Linked DNA regions of Homo sapiens: region 1 is linked to region 2. A link is an interaction called in ENCODE POLR2A ChIA-PET data of the cell type or tissue named here. Cell type or tissue: Panc1. All regions are shown on one strand.

The links. Peaks named below come from ENCODE experiments on the same cell type or tissue, not always from the same donor. Only the 100,000 strongest peaks of a DNase experiment are listed, where the experiment ranks them.
Region 1: POLR2A ChIA-PET joins it to region 2 with 15 read pairs; 5 of 35 experiments call an interaction of 5 or more read pairs at or near these places.

Annotation. Positions count from the first base shown.
Region 1 is chr15:75,011,015-75,019,014 of GRCh38, forward strand. It overlaps SCAMP5 (secretory carrier membrane protein 5), which reads left to right. Exons shown (of 7, transcript NM_138967.4): 2 at 778-832; 3 at 1,663-1,791; 4 at 5,579-5,735; 5 at 6,856-6,957; 6 at 7,404-7,521; 7 at 7,775-8,000. The coding sequence starts at 826. The coding sequence ends at 7,969. Among named protein-coding and RNA genes, the nearest start is that of PPCDC, 8.6 kb to the right of the region's middle. In Panc1, no CTCF peak of the experiment used is centred here; no DNase peak of the experiment used is centred here.
Region 2 is chr15:75,146,292-75,154,291 of GRCh38, forward strand. No RefSeq gene overlaps it. Among named protein-coding and RNA genes, the nearest start is that of C15orf39, 52 kb to the right of the region's middle. In Panc1, no CTCF peak of the experiment used is centred here; a DNase peak (open chromatin) is centred at 3,990.

The DNA.
Region 1 (8,000 bases), 140 kb before region 2:
GCGATATGGCGAAACTTAATCTCTACAAAAAAATATAAAAATTAGCTGGGCCTGGTGGTGCATGCCTGTAGTTCCAGCTACTCAGGAGGCTGCGCTTGGAGGATCACCTGAGCCTGGGGAGGCTGAGGCTGCCGTGAGCTGGGATTATACCACTGCACTCCAGCCTGGGCAACAGAGAGAGACCCTGTCTCAAAAAAAGTTTTTTAATTAAAAAAATTTAATTTCCCTGCCTCTCCAGACCAGATTAGATCACCAGGACATGATGTGTATGTTTTCACGGTGGCTGTGCTTGCCTTTTGTATGATTTACTGCAGAGGTGATTGACTGTTTCATGGGGAGAGCAGGGACCACATCTGTCTCACTCATTCTTCCAGCACCATATAAGTGTCCTAATAAATGAACAAAGGCAAAAGGAGCAAAGGGAGGCTAGCCTGTGACCAAGGCCGAGGCTCAGTCTGTAATTCAAGGTCAAGGAATAGAATGTCACTTGGCTTTCCCTGTATGGGATCCCCTCCCAGGTTCCTTTCCTACCCTTGGATGGGGTTTTCAGAGAGTAGATTTTGTGCCTTGAAGCAGAGGGCGGGAGCAGCTGGTAAGATGCAGCTGGTGGAAGGGTGGCTCTGGGAGGAGGGGAGCTGCCTCCATTGCATTCACGGCACTGTGGGAGTATGTGCTGGGTCCTGTCCTGGGGAGCTTGCAGCCCAGATGAGGAGTAGAGAGGGACTGGGTTGGGTGTGGCCCTGATCTCATCCTTCTCTGGCTTTTCTTTCCTTGCAGTTCAGGACAAAGAGGTGTGGGCAGGCCACTGGGCCAGCTGGTAACATCATGGCAGGTAAGGAGAGGGGCAGGCTGTGTGGGTAGGACATGACAGTGAGCATAGCGTGGATGGCCCTCTTCCTGGTTCCCTTATCTCCCCTAGTCTTTGGAGGCCAGGTTCTTTCCATCTTACTGTCCCCAAGCTTTCCCCACTCTCTCCACTGAGGCCTGTCTGAGAACTTCAACATGACATTGTCTAGCCCTCTGTCAGATCTTTGGTCCTATGGACCAGGAATTGAGCACCTTGATGTCCTTGTCTTACTGTCCATCTGCCTGATTAGCTGCATGAGTGGCTCAGCCCTCCTCCCCTCTGTCTCTATTGCTTTCTAATACTCTGAGGCCTTTTTTATCTGGTTCAGAAGGCTCAGAGGTGTAGAATGCCAGAGCTGGAGGGAACTTTAGGGACCGTGTAGCCCAGCCCCCACTCCAGCAAATAAACTGAGGTCTAGAGAGGGGCGATGATTTGCCCCAGAGCACAAATGCTGAGTGGAGGCTGGAACCCACGTCTGTAGATTCTCACACATCCGCTTCTTCTGCCTGGAGCTGCCCCCACTGAGAGGGTGGTACCTTGAGGCCCTGAGACAGTGTCACTCAGAATTAAAAAATAATAAATGCTGTCTGTCAAGGTGACATTGTTTTTTATTCTGAGTGACACTGTCTCAGGGCCTTTGGCTACTTTGGGATCATCACAGCTGACCCGGGGAGGTAGGGACGGCTGGGTGGGGAAAGCAGAGTGGCCGGTGGCCACAGGGGCCAATGGGGCAGCACAGCCAGGGGAAGGATGGGCGTCTTGGATTGTCGGGTGGAAGACTGGAGGTGATGTTGTGCAATGTGTCTCATCCACAGAGAAAGTGAACAACTTCCCACCATTGCCCAAATTCATCCCGCTGAAGCCATGTTTCTACCAAGACTTCGAGGCAGATATTCCTCCCCAGCATGTCAGCATGACCAAGCGCCTCTACTACCTCTGGATGTGTGAGTGCCATGGGATGGGGGTGGGCCAGGGTGGCTGGAGGAGGCAGGAAGACTGGGCGTGCTGGGCAGCGGGGTGGGGTGCCCACAGGCCTGACTGTCCTTCAGTCCCACTTGTGGCATATGCATGGACCATAAGTCTTCCCCTGCCAGGCTCCCAGAGGCTTCTTCCATGGGCCACCTCCCCGACTGGGCCTCAGTTTCCCTCAACCTCCCCCATCTAGGCCTCTCTTCCCTTCCTTCCCCTCCACCCTCCTTTCACAGAGCATCTGGACAGGGGTCCCTCTCTGCAGTGTAATCCCTGTCTTCTTGCTTCCCCTTTCCCTTCCACTGGAGTAACTTTCCAGGGAACCTCTGGGGACTGTCAGGACCTCAGGATTCTGGATTTGGAGAGGAATCCTTCCCTCAAAGCCTTATTTGTCTTGCTTTCTCTGGAAGATTGCTCAAAGAGAGGAGGATTCAGCTGGGAGTTGGGAGCTGTGGGATCAAGTTTGCCTGGTCACTGTGCTTGCCAAGCAGCAGGTTCCTCATTTGTAGGAAGAAAGTATTGGCTTGGCGATTGCTGTGGTTCCATGCAGCTCTGTGTTGGGTGGTCTATACCTGTAAGAGTCTAATGTCAGGCACAGTGGTTCACACCTGTGATCCCGGCACTTTGGGAGGCTGAGCCAGGAGGATCACTTGAGGTAAGGAGTTTAAGACCAGCCTAGGCAACACAGCAAGACCCCTGTCTCTACAGAAAATAAAAAAATTAGGCCTGTGTGGTGGCTCACACTTGTAGTCCCAGCTATTCAGGAGGCCAAGGCAGGAGGATCCAATGAGCCTAGGAGTTTGAGACCAGTATGGGCAACATAGCAATACCCCATCTCTTTAAAAAAACTAGCTGGGAATAGTGGCACATGCCTGTAGTCCTAGCTACTCAGGGGACTAAGGTGGGAGGATCACTTGAGCCCAGGAGTTCAAGGCTGCAGTGAGCTATGATCATGCTACTGCACTCCACCCTGGGTGACAGAGTAAGAGCCTGCCTCTAAAAAAATAATTAAATAATCTAGAATTCTTTATTTAGAAAACCTTAGCATCAATGTTCTAAGGTTTTAAGGCTGAGAGTGTAAAGGCCTCATTTCTGGTGATCTGTAGCAGGGGGTGGGAAAGGTGTCTTCTTGGGGGGATGGGACTTGGCTGTGCTGAGGCTAGTTAGAAGGTACCTCTTAGGCATGTGAGGGGGAGGCAAGCTGGCTATCCTGTGCTGGGTGTGAGCCCCAGGATCCCAAGATACCCGCAATGTAACTGCAGTTGGGTTCTGCTATATGTGACACTGCCCTGAGTGAGGCCTGCACTTAGCTGCCTACCTGGGCAGATGCTTGCATGTGCCGACAAGGTGGTAAAATATACTGTCTTTGCAGCAGGTCCCTCATGGCATGGTAGGAAGAGGATGGGGCAGACAGACTCAGTTTCAAGGCCTGGCTTGGCCTTTGAGTGAAGAAGGGATCTCCCACCATGTAACCTGAGAGAAGGGGGGATGGGACAGGTGTGGGTAAGTCTGTAGATGTTGGGAAGCAAATGAAGAAGTTACCTCTGATGGCTTCCATTTTTTCCATCAAATATGATGTAGTGTGGAGAGTGGGCTCACAACGAGGCCATGTTTGTCGACGGATAGTGAGGACACTCTCCAAAGAAACCCGGCCCCTAAGATTTCTGGGCCACACACAAGGTTCATTTGACATTGGCTGATGTGAATTTACAGTCTTCCTCATGGGGTCCCCTTTTTTCTTAGCAACATTCAGCTCAGGTACAGATGAGAATTATGTTCATCTAGGGTGAGTGTGGCCAGAAGGCAGGGCAGGGGAGGGAATAAGAAAATGAGTAATGAATTATGGAATCTAAGCTGGATAAGGAGAAGAGTGAAGACAGAAAGAAGCTGATGGCTAGAGAGAGAGAGGGGCTGAGCTCATGGGTATCCATTCCAGAGAGGAAGCAGAATAATTGCAGCAGAGGTGTTTGAGCAAGGGAGCTGGGGCAGGTTGGACTGGGGAGAGATGTGAACCAATATAATAGGTTAGTGTCTTTTCTATATAAAGAGCAAATAAAATCAGTTTTAACACCAAGCCTCCAGGAGATTTTGGGGCAATGAACAGGGATAGAGGAAATACAGCTGAAATGTACAGGAAGAAATGCCCACCCATGAGGGGCCCTGAGATGGGTGACACGGTGGTCAGGCCAGGCTTGTAGGTCACTGTGTCTGACCTGGGCTCTGGGAACTCAACTTCTGGGAACATCTCATCCAGAAGCTGGATTTAAGGGCTATAAATATCTCCTTAAGTCCTCACTAGGCACCCGCAGGTGCTTTACTCCCAAGGAAATGTATATAACCCTTGAGGTGCTTAAGGGTTCTATTCAGAAGACAGGACCACAGATGCCTGGCTGTTTGAGGCCACGGTTGAGCCCTCCTTCCTTTGTTTATTCAGCAGGTCTTTGTGGACTTAGCTTTGTTTTCAAGGAAGGGAGTGCCCTGATGTTAGATAATGATGTGCTGCACAGACCCGCATGTGTGTTAGTACCAGCATCACTTTTATCTGTAAATCTTTGAGGTCCCTGCTGGCCGTGACTCAGTGACACTGTGCCTCCTAGTTCAGCTAGATGAGGTGGGGACAGAGGGGGGGGGGCCTGGGTCCTGTTCTTGGGGAACTTTTAGTCTGGTTGATGGGCTGGGATTTATATCTGGGGAACCTTGAGAGCAGCCCAGGTCTGTAGAAGGTCAGAGGGATGGGAGATGATGAGGTTGCAGTAGCAAAGGAAGACTTCTTCAAGGAGCTGGCATGAGTGTTATCTAAGAAATAGATTAGATAGCTGGGCACTGTGACTCACACCTATAATCCGGCACTGTGGGAGGCCAAGGCGGGTGGATCACCTGAGGTCAGGAGTTCGAGACCAGCCTGGCCAACTTGGCGAAAAACCATCTCTGCTAAAAATACAAAAATTAGCTGGGCGTGATGGCAGGCACCTGTAATCCCAGCTACTCAGGAGGCTGAAGCAGGAGAATCGCTTGAACCTGAGAAGTGGAGGTTGCAGTGAGCTGAGATCGCGCCACTGCACTCCAGCCTGGGCGACAGAGTGAAATTCCATCTCAAAAAAAAAAAAAAAAAAAAAGAAATAGATTAGATAAAGACTGAGATTCCAGCCGCCAATGCCTGCCCCATTTAAGTGCAAGGTAGATGGCACAATGGCTAGAAGAGATGTTTCCACAAGGCCTTTTATTTTTCCCTTTCCATGCCCATATCTCGAAAGAGAAAGTGTAAGGTCGGTTTCCCATGTCTTGGGCTTGGTGATTGCTGTGAGTCTGGGAGGGTCAGGGGCTGAAGCCATTCTTGACAAGGACAAGAGCATTTCTACCACCCTGAGGCTTTGGGGCCCTTCAAAGGGGCTTGCTGGGCAGAAGCTCTGGGTTCTGGAGGCTGTGCTCTCCAGATTTCTCAGGAGTGGGTGCTGGGGTTGAGGGGTGGGGGTTGGTTCGAGCTCCCAGCTTGCGTTCTTACAGTCTTTACTCCTCTGCGTGTGTATGTGTGTCTCCTGTGTCTCTGTATGTATTTGTTGGTACGGGTTGTGGGTCTTTTGTGTGGGTGTGAATCTGTGAATGTGTCTGCATCTCTCTGTGCTTGTCTGCGCTGTTGGCCTGGCTTGATTGTGGGTCTCTGTTGCGTTACTGGTGTGTGTGTGCCCATGTCCGGGTGCTCATGTGTCTCTCTATGGGCCTGGGTGTCTGTCTCTATGTGTGCATGTGCTCCTGGGCCTGCAGTGAACAGCGTCACGCTGGCCGTGAACCTGGTGGGCTGTCTCGCGTGGCTGATCGGAGGCGGGGGAGCCACCAACTTTGGCCTCGCCTTTCTCTGGCTCATCCTCTTCACACCCTGCTCCTACGTCTGCTGGTTTCGGCCCATTTACAAGGCCTTCAAGTAAGTGGTTGGTGCTATCCGCAGTGCCTAGCCGTCTCTGCCCATCTCCCCTGTCTCTTCTCCATATCTTTTCTCACTTCTTTTTTTTTTTTTTTACCCTCCCCCAAACTCACTTTCCCTTGCTCACCTTTGGCTCAGATTGCTAGGTAGGGCCTGGGCTTTCTGGGGGTGCCAAGTTGAGGTGAGAGGGCTGAGAGTTAGTTTCTTTCCTCCTCACTCTACCCTTGGGTGGGGGAAATATAGACAGACCAGGCCTATTTTTTCTTCTGTCATCCCCTTCCTCAGGCAGCTGCATGTTAAATTTTGCCTGTGGGGCTGCCTGTCTTGGTGGAGCTGCCCATCCTAGTACCTGTGGGGCTAGCCGACTTGGTGCCAAGGACACCATCTATCCATGTGCCAATGGGACCAGCCAGCCATGTACCATTGACACTGTTCATGTGCAATGAGGTCATCCAACTGTGTGCCAAAGGGAACACCCATCCACATATCAGTGGGGCTTGCTGTCTTGGTGCCAGTGGGTGTCTACCTAGTGCCAAATGGCATTTTCAATCTTTGTGCCAATGTGACTATTCATCAATGTACCAAGGCTATCTGTCTTGGTGCCAGTAGAATATCCATCTCAATGCTAATGGGGCCTTAAATCTCTTTGTGCCAATCAGGCCATCCATCTAAGTGCCAATTAGCTACTGTTTTGGTGCCAATAGGGTGTCCATTCTAGTTCCAATGAGACTTTCTATCTCTGAGCCTATGAGACCATCCATCCATGTACCAGTGGAGCTAGCTGTCTTGGTGTCATTGTCCATCCCCTTGACAATGAGACTATTTATTCCTGCCTCAGTGGAGCCATCTATTTCTATGCCAATGAGGCCGTCCATCCATGTACCAGTGGGTGGTCTGTTCATGGGAAATCCCTCCCTGTGTAATGTTGCAACACACAGGTCTACCACGTGGAAACTTGCAAAGATGTATGGGTAGAACTAACCCCTTCTGACCTCTCAATTAAGGCCTTTAAATGTCTTCTGTCCATTATGCACTTAAACTTGGAAGGGCTTGGGGGCCTTGAAGGCAGGGAAGCCCTGGCCCTCTGCCCAGGTGACGGGAGCCACCTCCTCTGCCGCAGGACTGACAGCTCCTTCAGTTTCATGGCATTCTTCTTTACCTTCATGGCTCAGTTGGTCATCAGCATCATCCAGGCCGTGGGCATCCCAGGCTGGGGCGTCTGGTAAGAGGCAGGGGTGTGGCCTGGGGCTGGCAGGGGTGGCGTTGTGGGTGTATCTTTTGCTTACCTTTGTGTGCTAAGCTGTCTAGCCTATGGGGCCTGAGTGATGGGTTGTTGGGAGAGTGAGAGGATTCGGGATAGTGTAGTAGTACAACCATAGCATCAGAGGGAAGGAGAACCTGGCAGTGGTTTCTTGGGGGCTGAGGGGTGTCAGGGATTATAGGAAAACCTGGGGGAAGAAAGTGTTGTATCTGAAGAGCACCTCTGAGCCACAGGGATGGGGTCTTCTTGAGCCACTGGCACAGGTTCTTTGGGTATCAGTAAGATGGTCCCTCTGCATCCAGTGATATGTTTCCTCCCTGTGGCAATGAGACGGTCCCTTCCTCTAGCGGGGGGCTCCTGGGCACCTCTTATCCTGCCCGCAGCCCCACACTGGCCTCTTCCTGCAGCGGCTGGATTGCTACCATCTCCTTCTTCGGAACGAACATTGGCTCGGCGGTGGTGATGCTAATTCCCACTGTCATGTTCACAGTGATGGCCGTCTTTTCCTTCATCGCCCTCAGCATGGTACGTGGTCCCCTCAAGGGTGAGAAGGTGGCTTTGGGAAGGGGCCATGTTCTGAAACAAGCCCTCCTCCAAGTTGCAAGAGGATCCCGAGGTCTTCCAAGGGACTCACTCTGGAATGGCCTGCAGGACTCTCCTACAGAGGCATTCATGGGGAGGGAGCACTGTTTTTTTTTTACAGATGGGTCCCATCTATTTCCTGGATGGGCTGCCTTTTCTCTTTGATTAACCCTTCTTTACGCTCTTTTTCCTACAGGTTCATAAATTTTACCGGGGAAGTGGGGGGAGTTTCAGCAAAGCTCAGGAGGAGTGGACCACAGGGGCCTGGAAGAATCCACATGTGCAGCAGGCAGCCCAGAACGCAGCCATGGGGGCAGCCCAGGGTGCCATGAATCAGCCTCAGACTCAGTATTCCGCCACCCCCAATTACACGTACTCCAATGAGATGTGAACCAGCCACGCCTACCAGGTGGCAGAGCTGG
Region 2 (8,000 bases):
GTGCCACTACACTCCAGGCCAGGCAACAGAGCCAGACTCCATCTCAAAAAAAAAAAAAAAAAAAAAAGCACAGCAGAATTTTTTAAGAACATTGTTCTGTTCTAAAAAAAATTGTAAAGGGTTATAAAAGGTTTATAAGAATCTTACCTTGGCTGGGCACGGTGGCTCACGCCTGCAATCCCATCACTTTGGGAGGCCGAGGTGGGTGGATCACGAGGTCAGGAAATCGAGTCCATCCTGGCGAACATGGTGAAACCCCGTCTCTACTAAAAAATACAAAATAAATTAGCCAGGCATGGTAACGGGTGCCTGTAGTCCCAGCTACTCGGGAGGCTGAGGCAGGAGAATGGTGTGAACCTGGGAGGCAGAGCTTGCAGTGAGCCAAGATCACGCCACTGCACTCCAGCCTGGGTGACAGAGTGAGACTCTGTCTCAAAAAAAAAAAAAAAAAAAAAAGAATCTTACCTTATGGTCAAGCTAATTAAAACTGGATACACTTATAGAATTTTATTAAAAACTAGCTTTAGCATTAAAGATGCACTAATGCATACATGAAATTTAGTTTTTTTTTTTGTTTGAAAAAGATTTTTATGTAACATTAAGAGACAATGAAAGATTTTTGTTTGTCTTTTAAGTGAACTACAAAAAGCACTGGTGGGAGGGGAGAGAGAAGAGACAGAGTCAGTTGGCCTCATGTCTTCATTGGGTATTGTTTATAAAGCTGAATCTCCTCTCTATCAGAATAAAGATTTTTCCTTAAAAAAACCAAAAAAACAAAAAAGAAACTTTTTTTGAGATGAAGTCTTGCTCTGTCACCCAGGCTGGAGTGCAGTGGCACAATCTTGGCTCACTACAACCTCTGCCTCCTGGGTTCAAGAGATTCCCCTGCCTTAGCCTCCCTAGTATCTGGGATTACAGGCCCATGCCACCATGCCCAGCTAATTTTTGTATTAGTAGAGACAGGGTTTTGGCATGTTGGCCAGGCTGGTCTTGAATTCCTGATCTCAAGAGATCTACCCACCTTGGCCTTCCAAAGTGCTGGGATTACAGGGTGAGCCACAGTACCCAGGCTAAAAAATTTTTGAGTTATTATTTTGGTTAAATGAATGACTTATGGTAACCTAGGATTCTATTTTGTAATATCCAATGTTTTAAGCCTTTGATATTTAACAAACCTTTCAAAATCAAGCTCTAAGTTAAAAAGAGAAAAAAATTAGGTGCCCTGAAGTCCAAAAAGACATATTCAGCTTATTTAATGTATTAATACCATGCAGGAAACATTGTCAAATATAAAATGGTGTTTAACTTTCTTTGGGTTATATTTATATAAATTTGTTTTTAGTATGTGTTGCAAAATTGTATAGGGTTCCTGTAATTCTGATATGCTACAGTATATGTTATTAATAATTATAATTGTTGTGTTGAATTATTGTGTGCCACAGAGGTAACAAATTTCCTTGTCAACTGTGTCTTTGACTGTGGCTTCCCTAAATGCTTTTGTCATCCACAGTCAATTGCTGTCTTTCCTTGGTCCTCTTTAGAAAGTGGTTTTATAATCAGCTATTAAATGTTGACAGGTGCTCTTGAATGAAAGTTTCTGATAACTATGGAGATTATTATTATTATTATTATTATTATTTGAGACGGAGTTTTGCTCTTTTTGCCCTGGCTGGAGTGCAGTGGCGCGATTTTGGCTCACTGCAACCTCCGCCTCCTGAGTTCAAGGGATTCTCCTGCCTTAACCTCCTGAGTAGCTTGAGATTACAGGCGCCCACCACCATGTCTGGCTAATTTTTTGTATTTTTAGTAGAAATGGGGTTTCAACATGTTGGCCAGGCTGGTCTCGAACTCCTGACCTCAGGTGATCCATCCGCCTTGGCCTCCTAAAGTGCAGGGATTACAGGCATTACCCACTGTGCCCAGTCACTATAGAGATTATTACATTACAATAAAGAAAAAAACTTTCAGGACTCTCATGGAGAGCTGAAATGTTCATGAATATCAAGCAGAACAGGAGTTAACTGAATAGACTCAACCAATAGAAAATTAAAGCAATTTTTTTTTTTTTTGCTTAAAAGATTGCTGATCCTTTTTGTTTCTCAGAGTTAAGAAAACTTTTCTTTTGAGCTATTTTCAGCTTTTAACAATTGAGTAAAGTATATTCCTGTGAACAAAATTTGAAGCATATTTGTTTCTCTTTACCCGATTTCTCCAGATTTTGGAAACTATTTGTGAGTATTCTTAACTTAATGGCAATATAGTTATTTGCATAAGTACAATAAGAATGTTTTCTTTTGCAACAGGACACAGTTGGAGAAACTGGTTATTTTACCAAAACTTTGACTGGAATGACGTGCTTTCCTTTAAGGAATTAAACTTGACTTATAGAGCCAATAAAATCCCCTTGGGAAAACTGGCCTCATACCTTGTCTACACAGTCCCTGTACAGGGTTCCTGATTTGTGATAAGTAAAGAATGTCACTTTCTGAGAGTCCCAGGAGCCCCGAGTTATCTTGGGACCTCAAGAGGAGAGGAATTTACCCAACTCATAGGCATTTGAGGGTACAAACCCATGGCTGGTCTCAGCTTTAAAAAAGTCTTATCTGAGATTCTTTTGGAACACAGTTCCTTCAAAGCCAATTTTTTAAAATTTATTTTTATTTATTAATTATTTTGAGGTGGAGTTTTGCGCTTGTCACCCAGGCTGGAGTGCAATGGCACAATCTCAGGTCACTGCAACCTCTACCTCCCAGGTTCAAACGATTCTCCTGCTTTAGCCTCCTGAGTAGCTGGGATTCCAGGTTCCTGCCACCACGCCTGCAAAGCCAATTTTAAAAGCCTATGTGAGGCCAGGCACAGTGGCTCATGCCTGTAATCCTAATCCCAGCACTTTGGGAGGCCGAGGTGGGTGGATCACGAGGTCAGGAGTTTGAGACCAGCCTGGCCAACATGGTGAAACCCCGTCTCTATTAAAAATACAAAAAAATTAGCTGGGCATGGTGGTGGGCACCTGTAATCCCAGCTACTTGGGAGGCCTAGGCAAGGAGAATCACTTGAACCTGGGAGGCAGAGGTTGCAGTGAGCCGAGACCGCACCATTGCACTCCAGCCTGGGAGACAGTGTGAGACTCTGTCTCAAAAAAAAAAAAAAAAAAAGCCTGATGTGAAAAATAATTATTCTTGCTGTGCCTTATGCAAATAATCAGACCAAGTATAATACAACTAAAGTTTATTTTCCAAACAAATCAGTCCTATTATAATTTGTTTTTAATAAAAATAAGGACTGCAGAGAGAAAAATTATGTTCCAAAAACTACAGTATACTTATTGTTAGTTGTTTTTGAGTTTTTATTTGTATTTTTCTTCAATTTAGACTAAATCCTGAATGTTTTTTGGACTACAAGTCCCCAAACTAATGCTTTCAAATCTTTACTTCTAAAACGGGGAATTGCACTCCTTATCCTAGAACTCATTATTTGCCTTATAGTACACTGTCAATTTAAATGCTGTACTGAAACTATAGATGATGAAGCCACCATGGCAAAATTATAACTGAGACAGTGAAAGAGATCTGAGCTAACCAAGTCCATCTTGCTTCTAACCTCCAAGCTGTCCTTATTCATTCATGGGCGTAGGCTGAACTGACTTTGGGAAGAATTTGGTTTATAGTTTATAGTTTAAAACAAAGATGATGACAGACTTTTCCAAAGGGAAATCCCTTTCTTGCCTGGGGACCAGACTGCCTTTGTAGGACTAACAAATTAGCCACAAGATTAGAAATTATGGTTTAGGAGTCATGCTGCTGGAGGCTATAAGATTCTGACCCTCCCTAAACTGCTCCTAAGATCGGTGCTTGAGATATTTTACAGACCTAGGACTTGATGATCAGCTGGCACCACCCACATCCATAAACTGGCTCATCTGATCTTGTGGTCCCCACCCAGGAACTGACTCAGTGCAACAACTGTCTCTGACCTGACCAATCAGCACCCCAGTGCTGGCTCATTGGCTTCTCCCCACCCACCAAGTTGTCCTTAAAAACTCTGATCCTGGAATGCTCTGGGAGACTGATTTAAGTAATAAAACTTCAGTCTCCTACACAGCTCACTCTGTGTGAATTACTCTTTCTCTATTGCAATTCCCCTGTTTTGACAAATCAGCTCTGTCTAGGCAGTGGGCAAGGTGAACCCATTGAGAGGTTACAATGAGAATAGTAACACCTTTGTCATGAAAGCCCCAGAACCCCAGCTCAGTATGCTGAGTATGTGGGAGTATGCTCAGACAGCTCAGACAGCTGCAAAGCAGTTCCATTCCTCTCACCTTGGGGTCAACACCTACCCGTTCCATGCCCCCTGTCAGCAGGAAGAATCCAGAGCGATTGACAACCTTTTCCCATCTTCATAGCCCACACCTTAAGAATAAGATACTATGAAACCAAAAGGGGGGGATTGAAACTGCCTTTGCAAAAATTATAACTGAGGAAATTATGACAGCAAAAGAGATCAGACCTAACTGACTCTATCTTGCTTCTAACCTTTAAGCTGTCCTGGTTCATTCCTGAGTATAGGCTGAACTAACTTTGGGAAGGAATTCAGTTCATGGCTTGACTCTGAAACAAAATTGGTAACAGCCCTTTCCCGAAAAGACCCCCTTCTTGCCTGGGGACCAGTCTGCCTTTGCAGGACTAACAATTAGCTACAAGATTAGAAATTATGGTTTAAAGATGGGTGCAGTGGCTCACTTCTGTAATCCCAGCACTTTGGGAGGCTGAGGCAGGTGGATCACTTGAGGTCAGGAGTTCAAGACCAGCCTGGCCAACATGGTGAAACCCCATCTCTACTAAAAGTACAAAAATCAGCTGGGTGTAGTGGTACACATCAATAGTCCCAGCTACCCTGGAGGCTGAGGCAGGAGAATCACTTGAACCCAGGAGGTGGAGGTTGAAGTGAGCTGAGATTGTGTCATTGCACTCCAGCCTGGGTGACAGAGGGAGGCTCTGTCTCAAAAAAAAAAAAAAAAAAAGATTGTGTTCTCTACTCCCAGCCCCACCCTCTCCCAAAAAAGGACAGCTGGCAACCTCGCATGATTCCCAAAGCCTGGGCTACACTGGCCACTGGGCAGATATTAAGACCCAGATCTGAGGAAAGGAGGTTCTTGGAATCTCACAGGGCTGCCTGGTCCTCACACGCATCAGGCTGTTTGCTCACCGTGCTTCCCGTGGCACACTCACACTCACACTCATCATTCACACTCAGGTCAGGCATCTCCTCCTTCCAGCAGGGCTGGCTTCATGGGATGAGAGCTGTGAGGTCACACAGAGCCCTGTGCTCAGTAGGGCCCTGTGCTTAGTTTAATCCTCTGCTGCTGACATCTTGAAATCTGAATAAGAAGCCTTGCACTTTCGTTTTACACTGGGCCATACAAATAATGTAACATACTTCCATAACATCTTTTTCTTTTTTAAAGAATTTTATTAACCATACTATTCCTTGCAAAGCAGGGTGAATTCATAGGCAGTGTGCCCAGAGTTGGCCCATAATATCTTTCTGATGTCACCTCTCAATCTAAGTTGAATCTGGTGCCTCTCCTGGGCTCACACAGCCCCCCTGCTCACTCCCCTCCCTAACAGCCCTGATCCCTCTAAACTGTAAGCCTTTACTCACTTATCTCTCTACCCTCTAGACTGAGCTCCTTGAGGGCTGGGGCAGTCTATCTGTACAACACCATACTTAACACACAGTAAGTACTCATTAAATGTGTGCTGAAATGAACAGAAATAGGAAGGCCTGGTCCAGTTCCCTACATGATTCTGGCCAGAGCAGGGTTTAAACCCATGTCTCTTACTTTAGGGCAAAGACAACCCTTGCTACCCTCTCACTCTCCTGATCGATAGCCAAAGGCTAAAATCAACCCAGATCAAAGCCAAATATAAATTTGTTTTTCTGACCTAGGGCCCAAATTAATGCATTTTGTTTTTCTCAAAGGTACTCTGTTGTTTTCTAGAACAGTTCAAGCCAACTAATCCAAAAATCTTAACACTCAAGGGGGAGTGGGGGCCCTGCTGGGTCACAGGGGGTTCAAACTGGTTCCAGAGGAACTGGTGAGCTGTGGGCAGTCCACATTCTTATGTGTGTGGGGGGGCAGAGGTTGGGGGGTTCAGTGGGGAATGCTGAGGCTGGATTTTACAGGGGTCAGAAAAGGAAGGGAGGATATGGCTTATACTAGTTCTGCCAAATCTACCATGTAACCTCCTTACAGCCATTCATTCATTCATTCACTCACTCATTCATCCATTCAAACAGGGGATGAGGAGGGTGTGCCAAGCACCAGAAAGGAAGGGCACAGGTCTGCTTTCTAGAGCTGCAGTCTCCATGAAAGAGTTTTTGAAGGATGGAATGACCAGGCCTGGGCAAACTGACTTCTGGACAATTCTGGAGTGTGGGTACAGATGATCAGTGCTTGGCTGGTCAGAAAAGGGAAAGCCAGGAATGTGGGGGAGGTGAAAACAAAATGTTTCTATTCTCTAAATTCACAAAAGGGCAGGGAAGGGAGCGGCCAGGCTCAGTGGCTCAAGTCTGTAGTCCCAGCCTTTTGGGAGGTGGCCAAGGTTGGAGGATTGCTTGAGGACAGGAGTTCAAGACCAGCCTGGGCAACATAGCAAGACCCTGTCTCTACCAAAAATACATAAATTAGCAGGGTGTGGTGGCACATGCCTGCAGTCCCAGCTACTATACTCAGGAGGCCGAGTTGGGAGGACTGCTTGAGCCCAGGAGTTTGAGGCTGCAGTGAGCCATGATCGTGCCACTGCACTCCAGCCTGGGTGACAGAGCCAGACTCTGTCTTTTAAAAGCAAGTAAAAAGGCGGGGGGTGGGGGACTGTTTTGAGAACTAGTCTGAAGCCAGGAACAAGTCACACAGACTTATTTTCAACCTGGTCCAATCAGTCATTGATCACGTTACTTCAGTCCCCTGAGAGCCAACCAATCAGCAACAGCTTCATTCCAGGGACCATGCTTCTGAGAGCCAGCCAATCAGCAAGGGTCTTACTCCAGTGATTTGCTTCTGAAAGTCAGCCAATCCCTAACTGCCAAGACTGAAAGTCAGCCAATCTGCACACAGTCCAACTTTTGAAAATCAGCGAATTGCTGAATGCCATGCTTTCCATACCCTATATAATATCAGCTCTAGGGTTGCTTTGGATCTGGGGTTTTTGTAAGTAAAGTTAGATTTTTTTTTTTCGGTACTGCAAGTACTGAATTCAGCCTCATTGTCTCTGAAATATATCCTGGAGAAGGAGGACTTGAACTCTTACATGTCCCAGTGGCCCATACGGGGGTCTGTGGTACTGCCCCCTCCCCCCACACACCCCCATCCCAAGGCTGGGCAGGTCCCTGGGCCCCCTGGCCACAGCCACTTCACTAGCAGTTTCAGGGCCTCCTGGCCACTTCTCTAAAATCCCATCCTGTTCTTTCTCCTGTGGTTTCCTGAGAAGTAGGGAGGGAGGCTGTGGTTAAAGAGACTGGGTGGAGGGGGTTTCTCCACAAAGCCTTCCATGGGGCCCACAGGCAAGGGGGAGGGGCTCAGTCTAAGGGGGGTACACTGAGGGGAAGACACAGCCTGCTCTCCAAGTGGCAGTCTGAGAGGGACACTGATGGATGGGGGGCACATTCCAGGGCATCACGTCTGACTGGGTAACGTAGTCTGATGGGAGAGGCAGGATGCCTAAGTGTGCCCAGGAAAACAACTCTGGTGATCCAAGGCCGCAGAGGGTCAGGTCTATCTTCTGGGGCATGTACTAAGTACTGAGGTGGGTTGGGGACGAGGATGCAGAGAGTAAGTCAGAGAAGGCTTCGTGGTGGAAGTGAAGCTTAGGGCCAGAGCGCCTCCCCCAGCCATGCTGCTGGGTCAGGGCATGGAAGAGGACAACAGGGCTCACCCCTCTTTCTTCTCCCAATCCTCTCCCGCAGTGTCCCACAGGCCAAGCCTCTGATGAGGTAAACCC